3 separate regions of the Mus musculus genome follow, and all the other regions are linked to region 3. Evidence: chromatin loops called from intact Hi-C (ENCODE). Cell type or tissue: left cerebral cortex. All regions are shown on one strand. Each heading gives the region's core, and the rest is flanking DNA. Links, peaks and the distances in the headings are about the cores only.

Region 1 (7,643 bases), core at 4,674-7,173, 110 kb after region 3:
TATCATATGAAAATCCTTCAATGTAATTCATCATATAAACAAACTGAAAGAACAAAATCCCCACATCATCAGCCTTTGTCAAAATCCAACATTCCCTCATGATCAGTCTTGGAGACATCAAAGATGCAAAGCATCCCTTAATCACAATAAATGCAATATGCAGCAAGTCAATAGCCAATGTCAAAGTAAATGGTGGTTTCTCAGAAAATTGGGAATATTTCTACCTTAAAACCTAGCTATACCACTTCTGGGCTATACTCAAAAGAAGATCCACCATACCTCAAGGCACTTGGCCAACTATGTTCATAGCAGCTTTGTTTGTAATAGTCAGAAACTGGAAACAACCCAGATGCCCCTCAACTGAAGAATGGATACAGAAAATGTGGTGCATTTAAACAATGGAGTATTACTCGGCCATTAAAAACAATGACACCGTGCAATTTGCAGGCAAATAGAACAAACAAACAAACAAACAAACACCATCCTAAATGAAGTAACCCAAACCCAAAAGGACATACATGGTATGTACTCACTGATAAGTGGATATTAGCCATGAAGTACAGGATAGCCATGCTACAAACTACAGAACCAAAGAAGATAAGTAACGAGGAAGACAGACCCAAGGCGGGGGTTGGGGGAGGGTGGGGGTGATCTTGACACTCACTGAGAAGGGGAAATAGATTAGACAATCTGGGAGGGTGGAGGAAGGGAACTGTGTTGGGGAGGGTTGGGATGGGAACAGGAGGGATGAGGTTTAAAGAGACTGGAGGAGATACAACTGGATTAAGGAGTAGGCATCTCTGGAGTGAACTAGAAATTGAGGACAATGAAAACTCCCAGGAATCTACAAAGGTGACCCTAGCTAAGACTCCTAGCAATGGGAGATATGGAGCCTGAGTTGGCCATTTCCTATAACCAAGCAAGACGTCCAATGGAGGGATTGGGACACAAATCCAGCCACAAAACCTTAAACGCACAATTTGTCCTGTCTACAGATGTGCAGGGATAAAAGATGAAGCAGAATTTGAGGAAAGGGGCAACCAATGACTGGCCCAGGTTGAGACCCATTCCACCAAAGGGAGCTTTGAGATCTGCTTTACTTGCAGACAGAAACCTAGCATAAATGTCATCAGAGAGACTTCATCAAGTAACAGATGGAAACAGATGCAGACACCCACAGCCAGACATTAAATGGAACTTGGGGAATTCTGTGGAAGAGAGGGAAGGAGGCAGAGGGGTCAAGGATACCACAAGAAAACCTACAGCATCAACTAACCTGGGCCCATATGGGCTCATAGAGACTGATTTGTCATCCAGAGAGCATGTGTGGGATACACCTAGGCCCTCTGCACATATGTAACAGTTGTGCAGCTTGGTCTTCATGTGGGATTCCTAAAGTGGGAGCAGGGGCTATCTCTGACTATACTGCCTGCCTTTGGATTCCTTTCTCCTATCTAGGATGTCATGTTTAGCCTCAATAACAGAAGATGTGCCTAGTCTTATGCAACTTGGTATACCAAGGCTGGTTGATATTCATGAAAGGCCTTCCCTTGTCTTTGGAGAAGGGGAGGTGGAGTGGATGGGGAGGAAGTGAGGTGAGAGGGAGGGAATGGAAGGAGAGGATGGGGCAGCATAGATTGGGATGTAAAGTAAATTAATATCATCATCGTCATCACCACCACCACCATCCTCATTGAGAAAATTAAAAACAAACAAACAACTCAGGTCAGAATCCTGAAGTTTGAACCAACACCAGCTACTGAGTCATATTGAACCAAACTGTCTTCTTGTCTCCCATGGGATCATCACTGCTGGTTGACAAGGTGAAAGAGATGTCCCTGCTCCACCCTCCTGAACCCCCTAAGACAGGAGGCTCTTGGGCTGGATAAGCATGACTGAAGCCTACCAGGGCAACTTCTTCCATGAGGCCCATAGTCAGGACTGACAAATAACCCACATACGGTTCCTGCGCAGAGCCAGACCTTACACAGCATCTAGGCTCTGCAGGCCTTGGTGGGACATGCTCTTTCCTTCCCTTGCTAGCTCCTTTCCCCTCACTAGCACAAAGAACAAGTGATGCTCACAGATGTTCAGAGCGTCAGAATTTACGTCTCCTCATCAGGGTTATCATAGTAATGCTGAGGCCAACATACATAATTCTGCATCATATTAGACAACAAACAAACAAATAAATAAAAAACAGAAAACAAAACAAAAAACAAAAACAAAAAAAGAGTGGCATTTTAACTGAGCAACTGTCAACTCCAGAGGATCAGCGTAAAGAAGAGAGCTAGTTAACAACATCTGCCTGCAGTCAGGATGCCAGGCCTAGAATACTAGTTCCCTTATTCAATGGCCATGATTCGGTTTAAATCCATGAGATGAAACCTTCTGTGCCCATTTCTCATCAGTAGACAAGGCATCTTGGCATCTCCATATACAGCTGCTATAGAGGACTAAGTGAGGTAATTCATGTGAAGCGGGACATGTGACGTGTCAGAGGACAACTTTGATGTCTCTTACTGTTTAACTTAAATTTTATGAATGCTTCACTTACGACATGTGCCAAGAGTACCTGTGCCAGGTGTAGAGTAATCAGGTTGCCCGGGGGAACGAGGTGTGGCTCGTGGGCACCCTTGACTCCTTGGCAGCCTCACAGACAACTCCCAAATCTATAAGAGTATTAAAGTCACTTCAGTTACCTGCTTCAGTCTCTTTCAAAGTAAACTGTTGTGCTCTGGGGCTTGGGTTGGGGGCACTAGTTCAAATCAGAGATGAACTAGGGATGGTCTGTTTGCCTGTGTAGGAAGCCAGGTCTGAGAGTGGCTTATCACAAGAACAACAACTCTTGGTGTTCCCATTCCTATTTGGAGTAGAAAAAGCCTGGGTGACTCAGAACTGCTTTAGAACTCCTCCTCCTGTCAGACTCAGGTTACAGCCCAAGTTGGCCTCAAAGTTGTGATCTTCGTGCCTCTTCATTCCTGTGTAGGGATTAGAAGCATGGACCACCTCACTCAGCTTGATGAATCATCTTCTAAGAAGAAAAATGTTTCTTGCCTTTTAAAGTAGCAACTGCCATTTTTAAGTTCAATCATAATATTTTACTGATTTACTCTTATTTGTAATTTAATTATAATATATTTAAAATGAACTCTTATGTATAAATAAACTTATCTACTCCTCTGTGTGTGTTTGTGTGTATGTGCACGTGTGATTGTCATGGTGTGCACATGACAACTTTTATATGTCTTATTCTTTAAATTGTATGCATATGGATGTTTTGTCTGCATGTATGTTTGTGTACTACATATGTGGTGCCTGCAGTGTCCAGAAGAAGGCATTGGACTCCCTGGGACTAGAATTACAGATAGTTGTGAGCAGTTAGATAGGTGCTCCTTCCAATCCTTTATATCCTTCTGTTCTCTTCTAACATGGGAGTTGGTTTTCCCCTTCTCTTATGTGGGTCTCAGGGATCAAAATCAGGTGGTCAGAGTTGATGGCAAGAACCTGCCTGGTCAGCTCAGTGTTTTTAAATTACGCAACGGCACACATAGAGATATCATTGCTGTGATAACATGGCCTTCTTCTGGAAAATCCACTGGAAGGAACAGCTCAAGGTATCTACAACGAACTCTTTGAATGAACAGGAGTATACTCTAAAATAATGATGTAAGTCCAATACTGTCAACTTGGTCATTTGTCATCATTGGTATGTGCCAGACTTATCTGTAGGAAATATAAACACTACAATGTTCTGACAGGTGTTACCAGGTGTGAATTTTCAGCTCTGTCATAACTACACGAGATCACAATGGCATATTCTATCCACAATTGACCTCAATGCTATTATGAGATGTACAACTGTATCTTTTATAGAAATACACCCCCACGCTGTCCATTTGTTTAAATCATTACATGCCTCCCAGGCACACTAGAATCAATACCAACTATCAATCACATACTTGGGCCGTCTTTCATCATCTGTCACTTTCTGTAACAGCGTCTGCCATTCTCAAGTGACATGCAGGATTGTGAAGACTTCAATGAAATCCAAAGCAAAGTGCAACCATGGGTTTGGTGTGTGATATAGCGCACACAAATCAGCGCATGTGACACAGGAGACTTGTAGGACTTACACATAAGCCTGGGAGGCAGAGGAGAACAGTTGCCAGCAGAGGAAACTGGCCAGTGAGATTTGGCAGGCATGTAGGTGACTCAGTCAACAGCTCCCACTTTTCCTTACTTGCCTCTAAACTCAAGCTGGGAAGACTGAAACCTCTTTTCCTGGTCTCCCTGCAGCTGGCTGAAACCAGAATGCCAGCGTTCAAGTCCAGTGTTGCCTCCTACTAGCTATGTGACCCTGAGACATTCATATCACCTCAGTTTGCAGATCTTCGAAGTAACTGCATAGCATGTCCTGAGGATTAAGTGACTTATCTGTTTTTCCTGTTCTCACACTCGTTCTGTTGTGCAGTAAGTGCACAGTCATCGTAAACAGGAGCCAAGGACTCATGACTGGCAGCTATGGACTGTTTATTTGGAATAAGATATTATTCCTGAAGTTTACTCTGGAAGCCAGCCAGGCAGGCCAAAGCCTAGAAGTCCACAAGCTCTATGTCACCCAGCCATCCTTGGCCGGGGAGAAAGATATCAACACTCAGATTGGTGAATTCCAAGGTTATCAGCCCTGCCACTCAAACAAGGCTAGTCCAGGGCCAATGATAGTTTAGACATTCTTTCCTTCCTTTTCTGATACCCTTCTATTTTCTTACACTTGGTTTTCTCAGCTCTGGATCTGCTCACACAGGGTTGTGGTTCATGCTCCTTTCCGCTCTGTAATGTTGATCCACAACTGGAGCATGTAATCTTAGTCAGTTAAGTCCTGCCGTTATCAGAGTCTTAGCACTGGTCCAGCCATGCCTGTATGTTTCTACTGAAAATTTTCATATTTGGGGTGCAGGGGGGCTCTGAGTCAGATTATTCTTTTGGGCAAGAAGTTTATTAGGAGAGTTATTTACATCACAGACAGACAGACAGACAAATAGACTGCAGGAAGGCTGGGCTTCTGAGGAGAGTTCAGGGCTATGTGGCAGAATGGCGGTTCCTTCTTACAGATTTCAGGGTAAGCAGGGGGATTTGATGCTACTTGGTTGACGAGTTGCCCGTAGTATGTGCCTGCAGCCAGGCTGTTGCTGAATCAACTGTTGAATGTGGGAGGGCCAGATTCCAGAGAAATAAGTTACTTTGTGTCTTAGTCAGGGTTTCTATTCCTGCACAAACATCATGACCAAGAAGCAAGTTGGGGAGGAAAGGGTTTATTCGGCTTATACTTCCATACTGCTGTTCATCACCAAGGAAGTCAGGACTGGAACTCAAGCAGGTCAGGAAGCAAGAGCTGATGCAGAGGCCATGGAGGGATGTTCTTTACTGGCTTGCCTCACCTGGCTTGCTCAGTCTGCTCTCTTATAGAACCCAAGACCACCAGCCCAGAGATGGTCCCACCCACAAGGGGCCTTTCCCCCTTGATCACTAATTGAGAAAATGCCTTATAGTTGGATCTCATGGAGGCATTTCCTCAACTGAAGCTCCTTTCTCTGTGATAACTCCAGCTGTGTCAAGTTGACACAAAACTAGCCAGTACACTTTGGAACTTATTAATCAAATTACTGTACGTTGAGGAATTGTCACAACCCAATCAAAATGGAAACGCTTTACAAAATGGCGTGGCCGTGGCTAACACCTACTGTTAGGTTTAGTGTTCAATACTCGCTCTCCCTTAGTTAGTCTGGGGTGGTGGGAGCTAGAGCAATGGCTCAGCAGGTGAGGCCCAGTACTACTCTTGCAGACGACCTAGGTTTGGGGCCCAGCATTCACAGCCACTTGGAGCTCCAGCTTCAGGGTATCATCAGACACCCCCTGCTGGCCTCAATGGCACAGAAGTCAGGTCCACACACAGTCACACATCCATACACATAATTCAAAAGGGAAAATCTTGTTTTAAAACCCAGTCTTTCCAGTCTTCTTGAGAGGTACCCAAGTGTTTCCCAGTCTGTGTTCTCCTAACAGTGCGTCAGTTTTCCCACTCCCTACCACGGACTCCTTAGAGATCCACCAGGCTTTTGTTCTATGAAAGACAGCCTGGATGAAAAACAGGGTGCTCTTTTGAAGTTACTTTTGGTCTCATGAGCATGGCGGGACTATTTACCGCACTGGCTAGCAAACGCACAAAATGTTCACGTCAAATGCAGAAAATGTTTCTGTAATCATAATAATTTCCTGTCCTCCTCAACTTGGTTCATCTAATCTATAATCATTTTTCAAATCATTTTCAAACGATGACGATGATGACAAAGAACTCAGTCACAGCCAGGTTTTTAAAGATTTTATTTTACGGACTCCCATCTTGGAGAGTAGATACCCACTATGTGAAACTTATAAAATAGAGCGTTCTCACTTTCAGCAAGCTGACTCAGTAAGTCACGTGGAACATCTGACTTTAGTGGAAAATGCATTTTTCTAAGGCTGCATGGATAGAAAGGGCGTGGCGTTGCCTTGGTGCCTTGGTGACATGACTCCATGCCACTCCCTGCAGTGGTTTTGTCTGGTTCTGTGATAGTTTGACAAGATTGTTCAACTTACACCGTTTAACTGAACAGTTAATCAAAATGTGATCTTAATCTAGAATATTTTAAGCAGGTCAGGGCTGTGTTTTCTATAGGTAAGAGGTGTGGAGGACACAGCCCAGATGAAGAAACTGAGGCTGTAACAGGCAGCCCTGGTGGGGGCCAAAAAATGTAGAGATGCTGCCTTGAGGCAAATTTTTAAGCAAGGGCAAAGGACATTTAGATGACTGTTGTCCATTGTAACAACTTTCTTTCGAATATCTCCAAATTTGCTTCCAGTTTTCTGTCCCTGACTCCTTGGGACCTCTCTCTCACACTATCCTAAACTAAGGAGAATTTGTCAATCAACTTAAACAGTGAGTCAGTAAAGAACAAAGAACTTTATTGGAGTCTTAGGACTGAAGGGCTGTAAGACAGATTGGGACTTATGCGGGGTGTTGGGGAGGAGAACTTAATTAGACAAGGTTATTTAAGGAGAAACTTATTGAAGTTGGAAAGGAATGGCAAGTCTACAAGGGGTACAAGATTGGTGAGAGATAACAATAAGTGCTTCTGTGCTCAGTAGAGCACCGGGAAGGCCAGTCTGATAGGGAGCTGATGTGCCTCTTAACACAAGGAACACAAACTCATTATCTGGATGCCTGTAGGCAAAGTGGGGAAAGCTCCCAGGCCAAGCAGAGCAGGAGATATGCATAAATCCTGCTTCTTAGGGGAGCCTCCTGCCTCCACGTGGCTTTCTTTTGTTTGCGTGGTTTTGTTTATGAGCTAAATTATCTCAGGTAGTCCAAGCTGACCTTGAATGTCACATCTGCTTGTCCCTCCAGCTCCCCGAGGGCTGGGATCCCAGGTGTGCAGCTGGTGCTGGCCTCCTGTTTCTCTTCAGACAGAGCTTCCTTCCACTTTCTTGTTAACATTCAGCCCCGTTCTCTTCCCGGTGCTGTGGCACATGGCATCTGAGATGACAGGGTCACACTCTGGGCAAAGACCTAGACAAATTTCAGAACAGAGTTGAAGAGGCAG
Region 2 (7,643 bases), core at 68-2,567, 110 kb after region 3:
CTCAAGACCCACATAGAAAGCTGGGCGAATGTGACAGCCTGCTTGTGAATCCTGGCTTCTGGAGGTGGAGACAGTATCCCAGAGCCAGCTGGTGCAGTGAGAAACCCTTCAGTATATGATGGTGGAGAGAGGTCTAGGAAGCCACTCAACATCAGCTTCTGGCCTCTACACGCCTGGGCATGTAGGTCCACCTATACACACATACAAATGAGTACACACACACACACCACACATATACATAGATTTTCAAAACAATACAAAAACACAAATAAACAAAAACAAGAACAAATATTGCTTGATGTTTAAGTGAGTTTTAGAAAAACATTTGCTGAAAAAGATTTGTGAGTGTGGCTATTTATTGGTTTAGACCAAGCCCCTGTTCTAGATCTGACAGCCTAATGCAATTGTTTATCCAACCTTCTATGAAACCAGGTACAAGAGTGAAAGGAAGCGAATTTTCAAAGAGGAAGTTAGCTTTCACCCCGAAAGGTGGTGCCTTCTCTGCTTTAACGTTTATAAGGAATGTGAGTCTGAAACAACCAATCTACTTTTTGTTTTTTGTTTCTGTTTTCTTCAGCCCTTCCCTGTCTGCAAAGCCAACCTCCTCCAATCAACAAAACACCTAACCCGTTGTATAAAAAGTATTGTCTGATACTACTTTGCGATTAAAAATGGATGTAAATGAAAGGAAATGTGATGTGATTTCGTCATTAGACGCTGTCTTAGTTACTATTCCTTGCTGTGAAGAGACACCATGACCAAGGCAACATATAAAGGACAGCATCCAGTCGGTAGTACTGGAGGAGTGGCTGAGATCTCACATCCTCATCCACAAGCAGGAGGCGTACGGAGAGAGCAAGACTGGACCTAGCATGGACTTTTGAAACCCCAAAGCCCACTCTCAGTGACATACCTCCCCCTAGAAGGCCACATCTCCTAATCCTTCCTAACAGCCCATCAGCTGGAAACCAGTTGCTGAAGAGGCTTTGTAGAAATTAACGTTCATCCTATCTCTGGGCATCCATAATTTGACTTTTATTTTTCTCTATAAATGAGAGGGGAGGTAGCTCAGTGAGTTAAAAGCAGTTGTTGTTTACAATTGTAAATACATGAGCATAACCTTGTCGCTGAAAAACAAAACAAATTAAAAGCTATTCAAATATACCAGCCTATGGGGGCCGTTCTTATTCAAAACACCATAGACAGCCATCAAGAAAACAGGAGACCACCAACTTGCAAACTGCAATGTAGCTATATTTTCTAGTTATAGCCTACAGATATAACTTCATTCCTTCCACGTGAGGAAGGCCCTGCAGCAGATATTCCATGTCACGAGAGGAGATCGATGACAGAGGGGTGAAGCGTATCACGAGGGTCACCCAGCTGGTAAGTTTCATAGCCCAAGTTGGAAGGCAGCAATCTGTGAGTACAGCTGCTCCTGTGGCTTCCGGCACAGCCCTGGCCAGATCTCCTCTTCTATGAATAGGGAAATGGGATCGCCTGCCTTTCCTTCTGCAGCTCCAGCATTCTGGGCAGCTTCTCTAATGCAATTTGCAATTCCAAGGAAGACTCGAGCAAGCTTGGGAGCTCTCCCCCAGCTCAGTTTAGAAAGTAAGCTTGCACTCACTCCCAAGACAGTTGGCTGACTTGTTTTTTAAGCTCCTGTCTCCTTCTGGTGCAGAATCTAAAATGACAATTGAGACCTTAAGAGAAAAGATGGCAAAAAGACCAAAAGAAGGAAAAAGATTATTTTTATTGGGTTGATGGCCAAGGAACAAGGCAAAGCAATTGTAAACAACAACTGCTTCTACCTCTTCTCTCATTTATAAGAAAGATGAAAGTCAAATTGTGAATGACCAGGGATAGGATAAATTCTAATTTCTACAAAAGTCTCTTCAGCCATCACAGGTGACAGATTCTGTCAGGGCTCAGGTCCTGACAGAACCCTACAGAAAGGAGCCATGACACACTGAGAACTTTGGGCAGACAACATTGAAAGGCCTTAGAGAAAAAGTCTTTCTGACACCCCTTGTCCTGACACCCCTATCCTGTTTCCTGTCTCCTTCTCCCAAAATGGATCACAGAGAACACACACAAACACACACACACACACACACACACACACACACACACACACACACACACTGTTTCACACTAGAAAGTCACCCTCCCCTCCACTCCCTCCTTCAGAAGACTCACTCTAGTGATCTCTGCCCAGCACATGTGCCAAGGAGACTCTGAAGCCCTGAGCCTTGCAGGCCACACCTTTCACCCAGTGTCATTTCCACTTGAAGTCTGTTTTTCATTGACTTCAGACATAAACATAGACTTCTTCTGAGTCCAGAGGTTATCTCTCTGAGGGTGTGATCAAATACATTTGTTTTGTTTTTGTCTTGCTAACTTGTATTTTGCTGTAGAAGTGTTGACCTCACATGACCCCTTTGAGGGGTAGAGATAGGTACCACATCTGCTTCAACTCTAAGCTAGTTATTTAATTTATTCCTGGATTCTCAAAAAAAAAAAAAAAAAAAAAAAAAACAATCAACTCTAAAACCAAACTGTTTTTGTAGTTGTTGTTGTTTTGTCTTTGATTTTTTTTTTTTTCTACACGGGTGTTTGTTTTGTAGCCCAGGCCAGCTTTGAACTCATAACCCTGGTACCTCTGTTTTTGAGGGTTGAAAACCCAACTTGTTATACTTTGTGATGTTTGAATAAAAGAGTTGATTAAGCCATTGCTGATATCAGTCAGAAAGAAAGGACTAGGCTCTGGGATAAATTCCCACAAGTGCTGGCAGCAGGCTAGGTGGCAGTTGGAAAATATTCATCAGGCCAGAGATATGAATGTAGTATCTGTATGGGCATGTCTACGGGCAGCAGGGTAGGAGAAAGAGATTGGAATATGCTGTCTCCCTCCATTGCTATTCAGATTACTTTTTGAGACAGGATCTCTCACTGACCCTGGAGCTCATGGATTTGGTCAGATAAAGCCAGTGATGGGGGGCGGGGGGTTGGGTGGGGGGGAAGGGTGGGGGTTGGGCCATTCAAGTAGATCAGTCTTCTTTTCTTTTTCTTTTTAAATGAGAAATATGGATGTAGGTGTCAATTCCCTCTAATTTGGCAACATAAGACTTAACAGGAAGTACCTGGAAAAGACCTTTCCAACGGGGCCATAAGGTATTATTATGGAGATACCTTTTTCATGAAACCACAGACTTGCTTGAGCTGGGGAGGGTAACACTATCCTCGCCACTGTAAAGAAATTATTTTTACCACAGAATAGATTTCCCTAGCATCTTTAGTAAGTTCTCGACATACATAAGAATCCTCTGGTTGCTAAACTGTCTACAGCTACAGGGACATACACCTCGGTCTTCCTATTACAACGTCAAAGAGTGAAAAACCTACATTCTCAAAGAGGTGTTCCATCATCGGTGTTGAAGGTGTCCACACGGCTTGGGAAGGTCTTTAATGTCGCAGAGATATAGTGCTGACAATGTCTGCAAAGCTTGGGAGGCACTGGTCCTGAAGACTTCTATAAAGCTTTGGAAGTTCTTAATGTCTCAACACCATGGTTTCTCTGTTAGTTACTTTGGTTTAGTTTTGAAAGGATGAATAAGAACACTATTGGCCTCATCATCAGGGGCCAAAGAGACAGCTTAACTTGCAAAGCACTTGCTCACAGCCTGAGTTCAATTTCTGGGTATCCTGTCAAAGGCAGAAGTAGAGAAGCAACTCTATAAAGTGTCCTCTGACATGCACGGATGTACTTGACACACATGGCACCCCTTCTACACCATATCACATACTCAGTAAGAAAAACAATAAAAACTTAGCTGGGCATGGTGACACATGGCTTTAATCTCAGCATTCGGAAGGCAGAGGCAGGCAGATATCTGTGAGTTCAAGACCAGCCTGGTCTACCTAGAGAGTTACAGGTCAATGCCAGGACTACAGCTCCAGGGAGAAGTTGTCTATCATCTGAAGCAAGGGGAATGAACCCGAGTTCCACAACAGCATGGTCTCAGTCTCAGTGTTCAATGTCTAAGAAAACCTAGAAATAGTTTTACCAGCCTATCACACCAAATTCCCCCTAAGAGCTTCTACTTCCTCCAATGTTTTCATGGCTGTGTCTTAGCTATTGTTCTATTCCTGTGAAGGGACACTGTAACCAAAGCAGCTTACAAGAGAGAGGGGATTCCCTTATAGTTTCAGAGGATTCGTCTACTATCATCACGGTGGGGAGCATGGTGATAGACAGGCATGATGCTGGAACAGTAGTTGAGAGCTTACATATTATCTGCAAGTTGGAAAAAGAGAGGAGGTGGGGTAGGAAAAAGGAGAGAAGAAAGCCTGGGTCTTGCATGGGCTTTTGGGACCTGGAAGTGCACCACCAGTGACACACCTCCTCCAACAAGGCCACACCTCCTAATCCTTCTCAAACAGTTCCACCAACTAAGGACCAAGCATTCAAATATATGAGCCTATGGGGGCCAATCTCAAAGTACCACACTGTCCAACCCTGAGCTTTTTGTCCTGTGCCTCTTTTGGAATATCCAGTCATTTCATTTTATTTGGAATAACGTTTCCTTCCTTCCCTCTGCAGATCTCTATCTTTCGTAGCTTCCTTGATGAAGTGCAGTTCTCTGCAGCAGATTACTTTACTCACTTTTGATTTTAGTTCCTGCACAGTAACTTCTGGTATTGTTGGCCAGTGTTCTACTGACGCCATTTAATAAAGTTTAAACGTGTGTTCTTTATTTTTTTGAAATACTTTTTTTTCTATAAACTTGGTCATTAAAAAGGCTTATAAATAAAAAAAAAATCACAGTCTGAAACGAACCAGACCCACAGTCAACCCAGCTCACGAACTGTACAGTCAGAATCACCATTCTGAGGCACTGAAGACTCACATTGGATTTTACATTTTCTATTTTAATGATTCCTATGTCACTTTATGCACTTTATGCCCCTTCTTATACCAAAATTTTTGACTGGCAAAAGGGAATTATTATTACTATCGGAACCAAATATATTTATATTTTTAAAAAATATATACAAGCAACATGTCAAAGTATATAATTTTTTTTGCTTGGTATGTGGGAAGGTGGCTTAGTATATGTAGAATTTATATAACATGAGAAGCTGAATTTGAGTCTCAAGAACTCATATAGAGCCAAATACAGTCTCACTCACCTGTAATGCCAGTGCTCCTAAGGTGAGATGGGAGCCGGAATAGGAGATATCCCAGAACTCACGGCCTACTTAGTATACACACTGACAAACAAACGACAAAGAAACTGTCTTAAACAAAGTACAAAGCAAGGACTAGAACTGAAGGCTGTCCTCTAACTCCAATAAGCCATGGCGTGCGCATTGGCCTACATTTATAGACATGAACACACACACACACACACACACACACAGACACTATATACACACACACACCCTTCAAACACACATCATATACATACTAATAAACAAGTAAACTTTTGCTAAATCACTTAAATTTTAGTATGTTAGCTGTTTAAAAATTATTCCTATCATATACATACAAGCATCATTAAATGGAGTCAGAAAATTGTATCATTATATTTATATGCATATATGTGCACACATGCATACACACATATGTGTATAATTAAAGAAAAATGAGCACAACTTTGAGAGGGAATGAGGGTGGATATGAGAGGGCTTGGACGGAGAAAGGGGGAGAGGGAGGAAGTTATGTAATTATTTTTCATTAAAAAGTTTTTCCCAATTAAAACTTATTCACAAGTAATTAGTATCTATTGTTTAATTTAATATATACCATGCTAATATTTCAAGTTATTAAGACAAGTGTCTGCATGCGTATACATATATACTTGTGTCGTTGTGTGTGTCAGAGTATATGTGTGTGTGCAGGGTCCAGAGAAGCTTAAGGCTCTGTTCCTCTGGTGATAGCCACCTTAATGTGTGAGACAGGGTCAATCACTGGCACTGGAAAGTAAGCTCTACATATTAGATGAGGCTGCCATTCTGGGATCCTCCCATAGACACTCTTAATCCTGAATGCTTAGCCTTAGTATTATGTCTCACTATCCATAACATGTGACTGTTGTCATGGCACAAAGGAATATTAACACACACTATACAGGAAAGGACAACTCCACTGGAAATTCCTCGGTGGCTGCCCAGCTGTGTACCTTGCTACTCATAGCTAGGGCCATGCACTCACTCCTCCAGAACTTTCTGTTGTGTCACTGTTCTGATGTTAATTATATTGCAGTAGAACTTTTCCTAGGGAAGGAGCCACAACATGTTTACTCGTGCTAGAGAGGGAACCCATGACACACAAAATACGGACACCACAAAAGTCCAACTTAGTGAGCCAGGAGTTTAACTGGGATTACTTGTCAGGGTCCAGCCTCGACACAGGATCAGAATTCTCAACTTGAAGCAGGGATAACTGGAAGGTGCATAATAAATACAGAGCTGCCTCAGCCTCAGCAGCAGCGGTCGCCATCTTGGTTCCGGGACTCAGCAGAACTTAGGAAATTAGCCTGAACAGGTGAGAGGGTGCGCCAGAGAACCGGACAGCTTCTGGGACAGGCGGAAGCACAGAGCTGCTGAGGCAGCACCCTTGGCGGGCCGCAGACAGCCGGCCACCGTCCGGACCAGAGGACAGGTGTCCGCCTGGCTTGGGAGGCGGCCTCAGCCTCAGCAGCAGCGGTCGCCATCTTGGTTCCGGGACTCAGCAGAACTTAGGAAATTAGCCTGAACAGGTGAGAGGGTGCGCCAGAGAACCGGACAGCTTCTGGGACAGGCGGAAGCACAGAGCTGCTGAGGCAGCACCCTTGGCGGGCCGCAGACAGCCGGCCACCGTCCGGACCAGAGGACAGGTGTCCTCCTGGCTTGGGAGGCAGCCTCAGCCTCAGCAGCAGCGGTCGCCATCTTGATTCCGGGACTCCCTGGAAATTAGGAATTTAGTCTGCACAGGTGAGAATCTGCACCACAGAAGCTGACAGCTTCTGGGAACTGCCAAAGCAACACAGCTTCTGAGAAAGGCCCTGTTTTGGGCCTTCTTCTTCGACCAGGAGGAGGTCCAAAAACAAGATATCTGCGCACCTTCCCTGTAAGAGAGCTTGCCAGCAGAGAGTGCTCTGAGCACTGAAACTCAGAGGAGAGAATCTGTCTCCCAGGTCTTCTGAGAGACGGTAACAGAATCACCAGAAGAACAATCTCTAAACAGAGTCAACTATAACTACTAACTCCAGAGATTACCAGATGGCGAAAGGTAAACGTAGGAATCTTACTAACAGGAACCAAGACCACTCACCATCATCAGAACCCAGCACTCCCACTTCGTCCAGTCCAGGACACCCCAACACACCTGAAAACCTAGACCTAGATTTAAAAGCATATCTCATGATGATGGTAAAGGACATCAAGAAGGACTTTAATAAATCACTTAAAGAAATACAGGAGAACACTGCTAAAGAGTTACAAGTCCTTAGAGAAAAACAGAAAAACACAATCAAACAGGTAGAAGTCCTTACAGAAAAAGAGGAAAAAACATACACACAGGTGATGGAAATGAACAAAACCATACTAGACCTAAAAAGGGAAGTAGACACAATAAAGAAAACTCAAAGTGAGGCAAC
Region 3 (7,643 bases), core at 3,301-5,800:
TAAAAGACAGTCAGGGGTTCCTTCTGGTCTAGCCAATTAAACAGAGACACTGCAAATACCTTATGGAGAACACGATGAAGCAGGCAAGACCCAGCAATCATCCTAAACCGAGTTGCATATAGACTATGGGTCTCCAGGCTCAACCCCCCATTCTAGTTGTTCAGGACCCACATGAAGACCAAACTGCACATCTGCTACATATGAGCAGGAGGCCTAGGTCCAGCCCACATATGCTTTTTGGTTAGTGGTTCAGTCTCTGAGAGCCCCAAGACTCCAGGTTAGCTGACACTGTTGGCCTTACTGTGGAGTTCCAATTCCCTTAGGGGCCACAAATTTTCCTCCTATTCTTCCATAAGAGCCTGCAAGTGCCATCCACAGTTTGATTGTGGGTGGCTGTATCTGCCTGAGTCAGTACTGGGTAGAGCCCTTCAGAGGACAGCCATGCTAGACTCCTGTCTGCAAGCATAACAGACTATCATTAATAGTGTCAGGGATTGGTGCTTGCCCATGAGATGGGACTCAAGTTGAGCCAATGATTGGTTGGCCGTTCCTTCAGTCTATGCTCCACCCGCCTGTCACAGGATGGGATCTTTTATCCAGGACAACAGATTATTGGCAAGCCAACATGGGTTTAACCAATACTTAGATAAAGCAGTAAGCACCAAGGAAACCACAAAGCAAACTGAGAAAAACTGAGCAGAAAACTATAGCAGACTATGAAGAGGTAATATATACATAAGGACTGGAAGCAAAATAAGATTGCTGTTATGAAGAAAATGCAAAGGTTAAATTATGTTCATGAATATAGTAGAGAACACATTTTTGGAGCAAGATAGAAGAAGTATTGGCCATCTTTTCCAAGATATCTAGATGAGGAGCAGTAAAGAGATAGCAACAAGTCAGGGGCTATTGTGTTTGAGATCTAGAAACAGTAAGATCCCATCTTTTACTCAAAGTGGCAGAGAGGGGGAGGGGGAGGGGGAGAGGGAGGGGGAGAGGGAGAGGGAGAGTTCTACATATAAAAATTAGAGGGGCTACTGAATGAGTTCCAGGACAGCCAGGGCTATACAGAGAACCCTGTCTCGAAAAACCAAAACCAAAAAGTTTAATGAATAAAGAGGAAACACTTAACTTGGCTCAAAATATAAGCCTACAGAAGTCCGATGGAAAGAGTAAACAAAGAAAATGCTAGAAAATTACTCATTTGAAAGAGTTCTGTGCAAAGGGTGAAGCTGTAAGTCTAGTCTCATTGAATTACTCCAGTGAGAACCAATTGGAAGTGCTTCTGAGGTAAACCTAGAGAGACTGCAGAGCAAGAACACAGGAGAGAAGAGAGAGTAAGAAAGATATCAAAATCACGGGGATATTTAACTAAAAGCTTAGCTGATACTATTTGGGTTACGGACAAGCATTAAGTGTCGTCCCCCAAAATTAAAAGTGAATTTTGTAAGTAAGTAAAATCAGGCTCTATATGATTTTTATGAATAACCAAAGTACTGGTTTATTTAACACTTGATGATATTTATGGTGTTTTAAAGGGATCACTACATCCTCATTTCTGTGATTGGCCATATGAAAGGAAGGAGGGTTTTTTTCTACTACCAACGAGTCACGTTGGAGAGATGGTTCAGGCTTGTTACTCAAAATTCAACACACACACTCTTTCTCTCAACCAGGAAATCCAGGTTATTTACAATTTATGAAAAGCCATTATAGAATACTGTATAAATCTGAACATCACATTCATGCTGATAACATATCCATTTCAGCTCTGAATTCCACTTAAGAGAAACTATGTACAAAAATGGATATCGGGGTACTTATCATATTGCCTTTTAAACTGTTAAGAGAGGCCATTTCCTTTATATTGCCTTTGGCCTTTCCAATTGCATCTCCTTTTCCTTCTATAGAACGAACCTTCATGCCCTTTGGCATAATTGCAAATGTCATTTGCATGGTTGGAGCACCTGTGCATTTGCAGAATGTGGCAATTACTGGGCTTTTAAAACTCATTCTCTCTCGAGAAGACCTTTCCCCTTTGGTTATGATAGTGAACTCTCATAACAAATTGCATCTCACACAGCCTGTGATTACACATATGCACATTATTTGCATGTATATGTTCATCTAGCTTGTAAACTTCTGCATTATAGATGAGTTACCATATTTGGAATTTTTATTATCTTTTGTCGGGGGGTGGGGGGCGGAATGGTGAGAAGGCCTGAGGTTTTCTGGAAAACACGGTACTCTTGAATTCATTTGCCTAAGATATATATGCCCTAAAAATAAGCTCATTTTATGATTACTGATAGCCATGTACAGCACAATGTGCGATATCTGAGTAACATAAATATATAATTCAATATAATTATGTTTGGTTTAATCTTGTGTCACTTTCAGTTAATAGAGTCTCAACTACTAATGCTTTTCGCCTCTCAGTTCACAGTTTAAAATTGCTTTTCAACGAGAGATACATACTTCACATTTTAATATGAGTAAATCTGATAAAATTGTACAGAGCCTGGTATGGTGGCTCACACATGCAATCTCAGGACTTGGGAGACGGGGCTGAAAAGACAGGGCTAAGTTTGAGGCCTGCCTGGGTTACAGAGAGAGTCCCAGGCCAACCTGGTTTACAAACTGAGATCCTGTCTTTTAAAAAGAAATAAAAATGCACAGAGAAATAGTTTACTGTTTTTCTGCTTTAATACACTTCAGATGATTTTCTTTAATGACAGGGTCATTAGCTTTGAGAAGTTTAAAGCAAACCATTCTTTTTATTATAATCCATACATTAAAAAAGTTCCCAGGACATCAGACTTTTTCAATCACCCTTTAAAAGTTAAAAGTAATCAAATCATTTTAAAAAATCCAAACCAGCTAATTGGAGATTTCTTGGGCCCACCCAGCTTCTTCAATCATAGACCCATGTGGGTAATCTTTCTTGACAACTGGTATACTTCACGCTTCTCCAGAGGAAGCTGGACTTCTTGCCACCCTTTCCTCCCATGCTAGCCGTAAGCCACCACAGCTATATGGCATACAATGTATATAGTGTACACAGACATTACCATATGTACATTATACATGATGCATTAAAATGTGTCTTATTACCCTTTCCTTAAAGGGAATGTCCCAGAATGGTAAATCTAGTAAAATGATACCACTTAATTTTAATAAACATAGGTTGGGTGAATCCATCTTTGGACATTACTGAAAAGTTTCAGACTTAAATGAAAGTTACTAGTCCATTTTTATGTTTAGAATCACATTGCAGAATGTATCTCAGATGAAAAATAGAGAAGGAAATACAGGCAAGCCATCTTGCTACATGGTGTGGTATATATATATATATATTCCTTTTACATGATTCCATGATGAATGATACAGTTCAGAGCCAGGCTACATAATGTACACAGTTATTATAAAAAGTTATGTATTATGCTTCAGTACTAAAAATAAAATATATTCTCAAATAGTGAAAATAAGATATCCTTCATGTTTTTATGTCACATTTCCTGCTTGACCCTGACCTCCGCTTAATGAAATGATGTCCAACACTGTATTAAACAGTGACAGCACGTGGGCGATTTCTTGACAGTAACTGGCCTAAAACAAAACTGATTATCTTGTCAATTTGTTGAACTGTCTAATGCATGACAAAATATAAAAATAAAGGACAAAGATAAACAGTCTACATACTGAAAAATCAAAGTCCGCTGGTACCACATTACAAATACGGTCTGGACATCTTGAACAGATGCAGCCACTAAGCCATCCATCATGGTACCCCTTCCCCAACAAAACTGTGAGCCAGGAAGACACCAAAGGGTTTTCTGGGTCCTTTTCAAGGGATCGCATCACAGTCAAGCGCTGCTTCTACAGACTGCATGCAGCAGTCACTGGTCGTGGTCCAGAGCCAAAGGCTCCTCACCATTATGTCCTGGGAGACCGTGACCGGTCCAAGCAGGAGAGCAAGGAATGGACCTATGCTCCTTCCCTTTTAACAACAGTAAAGCAAGCCGCTGGTCTCTAAACACACCAAACGGTTTACCTGTTCTTTTGGATTGGAGAAGCAGGCACTTACAGTGAACACAAGGGGAGGCATGGCAGAGGGCGGGGACGACCGTCCAAGAAGAGCTGGGGGCTAGTCCTAAGCCATTGCCCCGCCGAGCTGCCCAGCCTTGAGCCCAAAGAAACATAGAAAACCACAGATTCCCCGGGAAGCGAGAGGGAGGGGACTGACCCCAACCCAGGCGCGGGGCTACAGGTTGTACGGGGATGCTAGGTGTGGTCAGAGGCAGTCAGTGGCGGCCGCCAACACACCAGCTGTTGCGTGCCACCCGCAGCCCCCAACCTTGTAGGATCCGGGCGATCCCCATGAGGCTCCCTGAACTCAGATGAGCGGGAAACGGACCTGGCCGCCGTCGGAGTCCCCGGCACTGCCGCCTCGCGGGCGGCCGAGCACCGACACGGGCAGCACGACCTCCGCTGGGCTGAGCTGCTGCAGCCGCATGGACTCCTCATAGGTGGGCAGGTACTTGACCTCCTCGTAGCTGGGCAGCTGGAGAAACACCGGTGACACCACGTGCAGCTCGTGCTCCGAAACGCAGGAGGGAGGCAGGCGTCCGCCACTTCCTCGGCCCCGACCACCGCCACTATCCAACAGTGAGTCCTGCGAGCCCGCGGCCACCTCGTCGCGCAGCAGAGCGGGCGAGTCGTCGTCGTCGTCGGGTGGCCCCGCCGTCCCCGGCGGTCCCGCACCCCCGGGAGGCCCGGGTCGTGCCTGGCCAGGTCGCGCCTGGCCACGCGGGTACCTGCGTGGGCTGGGGCAGATGATGCGCTGCAGGAAGTAGCCGATGGCGAAGAGCACCAGCAGGATGAGCAGCCCAGAGAGCTTGCGGACGAACCAGCCCACGTTGTCCAGAAAGGCGTGGAGCGGCAGCTTGCAGCAGCGCACGGCCGTGGCGTTGGCCGAGTCGCAGCAGCGCTCCCGCTCACCGCACGCCAGCTCCGCGCAGCCCCCGCCGCCCCGCGAGGGCGCCACCAACGCCAGCGCCAACAGCAGCAGCAGCGGCAGCAGCGGCGGTGGCGCTGGAGCCACCGACAGGCCCTCGGCGGTGACCCCGGGACCCCACATGGCCGGCGCAGATCTCCGCTGGCGTCCGGGACCGCGAGGCTCGGAGCTCCGTCTGGCCCCGGCGCTGCGATGGGTCCCGCGCGCGCCGCCTCCCGCGCCCCGGCTACCTGCGGCCCGAGCGGTGCTCACTTGGCCACGCTGGGGCGGGAGGAGGAGCCCGGGGCGCGCCGAGGCTGCGGGAGGCGGCTGCTGCTCACCGCTGTCGCCGCCTCGGGAGCCTGTGACCTCGAGCCGTAGCGCCTGGGCGCCAGGGTCCCGGGAGAAGCGTGCGGAGCCGCGGAGATGAACAGAGCCGGCCTGCGCTGGGTCTCTCTGGGCATCTCGGCCGTTGCCCGCCGCGCTCTTCTTCCGGCACCTGGGTACCCCGCGGCGCTGGAAGGGTTAAGGCTGAGCTCTCAGCCCCGGAGCCCCTTGATCTTGATTAATTCAGCCGGCGCGCTCTTCCTCGCCAGACGGGCGGGGCGCGCTCTCTCACTAGCGTAGGTGTCTCAGTTTTAAGTGATTGGATTTCCCCGGGAATATTATTTAAATTGACTCGGACCGGGTTCCGCTTACCATCTTTCTTGTGATCTTTCTGATTAAAAATGAATGATGGCCATTAATGGCCAGTGCAGCCCCATTGCTGCCCTAAGGTTCTAGGGTGGGAATTGCTGGATAGTTCTGCTGACAGGTAGGTCCAGGTTGTTGGGGAGCGCGGACCCTAAGAAACTCCAGAACAGGTAAGAATTCTTTGGAGAGGCTCAAGTTACAGCCACAGAGGTAGCCCCAGAGGGACCGAGAAGCACTCTGTTGAGGTGACCCTGCTCACCAAGGAGAAGAAAGAAGACCTTTAGTTCTCAGAGACTCACCTGACCCAGCCCTCGGCTTTCCTGTACTCAAAGAGGACAGCAGAATTGTGGGGTGCAGGGGCTCCCTCCTGCAGCATAAATAGCCTATGTAGGAAGGCGGAGGGGAGCAGTAAGTGGTTGGCCAAGTTCCTGAGCGCGATCTGAAGGTCTTTTTCAAGGTTATTCTTGTTTGCAAAATCTGACTTTAAAGGAAACAAGTACTTTGTTTCCAAATAGTACTTGGGTCCGTTTCCCTTCATGTCACCCACCCCTGGAGGAAAGCTCAGCGCATCCAGACCCTTTGGGCATATATCTGTTGGGTGGTGGAGCCCCTGAGAAAGCTGCTTTGGTTGAGGCAGTATAAAACAGACACACTTACACAGAAGGACTCACTGACGAGGAAAACTAATAGGGAATTTTCAAGGTTGGTGTGAGAAAATAAGTAAAAGGACATACAGTGCCCGAACAGACTCAGCTATGACCCAGGCTTTCTCTTCTGAAGAGAGGAGGAGAGCAAGCAGAATGGGGTGGGGTTAATGGAGGTCAACCATGGGCCAGCTTAAGTGCAAAGTCTTCTGGTTCTTCTTTTGGTGGGAACACCATGCTTTGCTTGAACTTCAAAACGACGATGCTTTCTCTTCTAGGAGAAGTGTCTGTGAAACCTCCCTAAGCCCAGGCGTTTGCTAAGTTCTTGTGAAGCCAAAGCATTCTCTGGCTGTGCTCTGCGGGAAGGACTGAGGCCTAGTCCATAAAGCTTAAATCGACAATGCTTTCAAGCTATAGCCAGATAGGGGAATGTCAGAGTCAAGAGATTGACTCTGATAAAGTGCCTGTTGTATTATTTTCAGTCTCCCCCATTCCTTTCCCGAATTTACATTGAGAATGTATACTGAGTATGTTCTGTATTTGGGGAATCCTGCTAATTGATGAATAAATAATAGCCTCCCAAGAGTGGGGTGACCCCAGTTCTGCATACCAGTTTCAACTGATCAGAGAGAACAAATGCCAAATGTCTTCCTTCTTCATAACTTGCCCTAAGCTAAGATAAAAATTGATGTGTTTAATAGTCTCAGGCTAAGGGAAGCTCATGGCTTGATATGCCATGAGAGAAGTGCAGGGTCTCCTTGGGTTTTTAGAATTAGGGGTCCTAGGATTTCTGCCAGTCCTAGCAGAAGCAATGGCAGAAGGAAAGGGAGGGGGGACTCTGTGATTGATGAAAAGAGGAGGGCGGCCTGCTGGGTGGTGTCTTGAAATTTGAAACAAAGGCATTAAAATTTTAAATTACACTTTATATATTTATTGGGGGGGAATTATCTTCTTCCCCCATGGAAGTCCCAGGAATCAGACTCATGTCTCTGGCCTTGGCAGTGGTCACTTTTACAGTTCCAGGCATCTCACTGGACCCTAAACAATGACGTTTAACCTGTTTCGCTTCTGTCTTCTTTTAGTGAGTTAGAATTTGTTGGCAGATCTTTAGGACACAGTTAAAGAACACAGGCCTTGTATAAAATGAAATACTGAGAAGCCTTGCTTCCATGAAAGCAAAGGAAAGTGAGTATAGAACGGAGTTTTTATTTTTGTTTTCCAAACTGGTAGTCCCAAAGTGTCATCTCTTAGACCCCTCTGCAGACACTCTTGAGTCTCGGGGCCCTTGGTTTCACCTAATCCATCTTTAT

What was found. A loop is a pair of places that touch in the nucleus more often than their neighbours do. Peaks named below come from ENCODE experiments on the same cell type or tissue, not always from the same donor. Only the 100,000 strongest peaks of a DNase experiment are listed, where the experiment ranks them.
Region 1: it touches region 3 in a loop (3-fold over the local background); 5 of 42 quality-filtered maps call a loop at or near these places.
Region 2: a loop joins it to region 3, with 10 times the contacts of the local background. A loop is called at or near these places in 4 of 42 quality-filtered maps.

Annotation. Positions count from the first base shown.
Region 1 is chr3:68,762,015-68,769,657 of GRCm38, reverse strand. It overlaps Gm35584 (predicted gene, 35584), which reads right to left. Exons shown (of 2, transcript NR_153374.1): 2 at 6,985-7,609. Among named protein-coding and RNA genes, the nearest start is that of Gm35584, 4.3 kb to the right of the region's middle. In left cerebral cortex, for the core only: a CTCF peak has its summit at 5,975; a DNase peak (open chromatin) is centred at 6,510; H3K27ac peaks cover 7 bases.
Region 2 is chr3:68,753,423-68,761,065 of GRCm38, reverse strand. No RefSeq gene overlaps it. Among named protein-coding and RNA genes, the nearest start is that of Gm35584, 4.3 kb to the left of the region's middle. In left cerebral cortex, for the core only: no CTCF peak of the experiment used is centred there; DNase peaks (open chromatin) are centred at 71 and 1,521; H3K27ac peaks cover 1,320 bases.
Region 3 is chr3:68,867,205-68,874,847 of GRCm38, reverse strand. It overlaps 1110032F04Rik (RIKEN cDNA 1110032F04 gene), which reads right to left and starts at 5,262. Exons shown (of 1, transcript NM_001167996.1): 1 at 2,685-5,262. The coding sequence starts at 5,140. The coding sequence ends at 4,397. In left cerebral cortex, for the core only: CTCF peaks have their summits at 4,257 and 4,463; DNase peaks (open chromatin) are centred at 4,555, 4,980, 5,321, 5,546 and 1 more place; H3K4me3 peaks cover 2,114 bases; H3K27ac peaks cover 1,987 bases.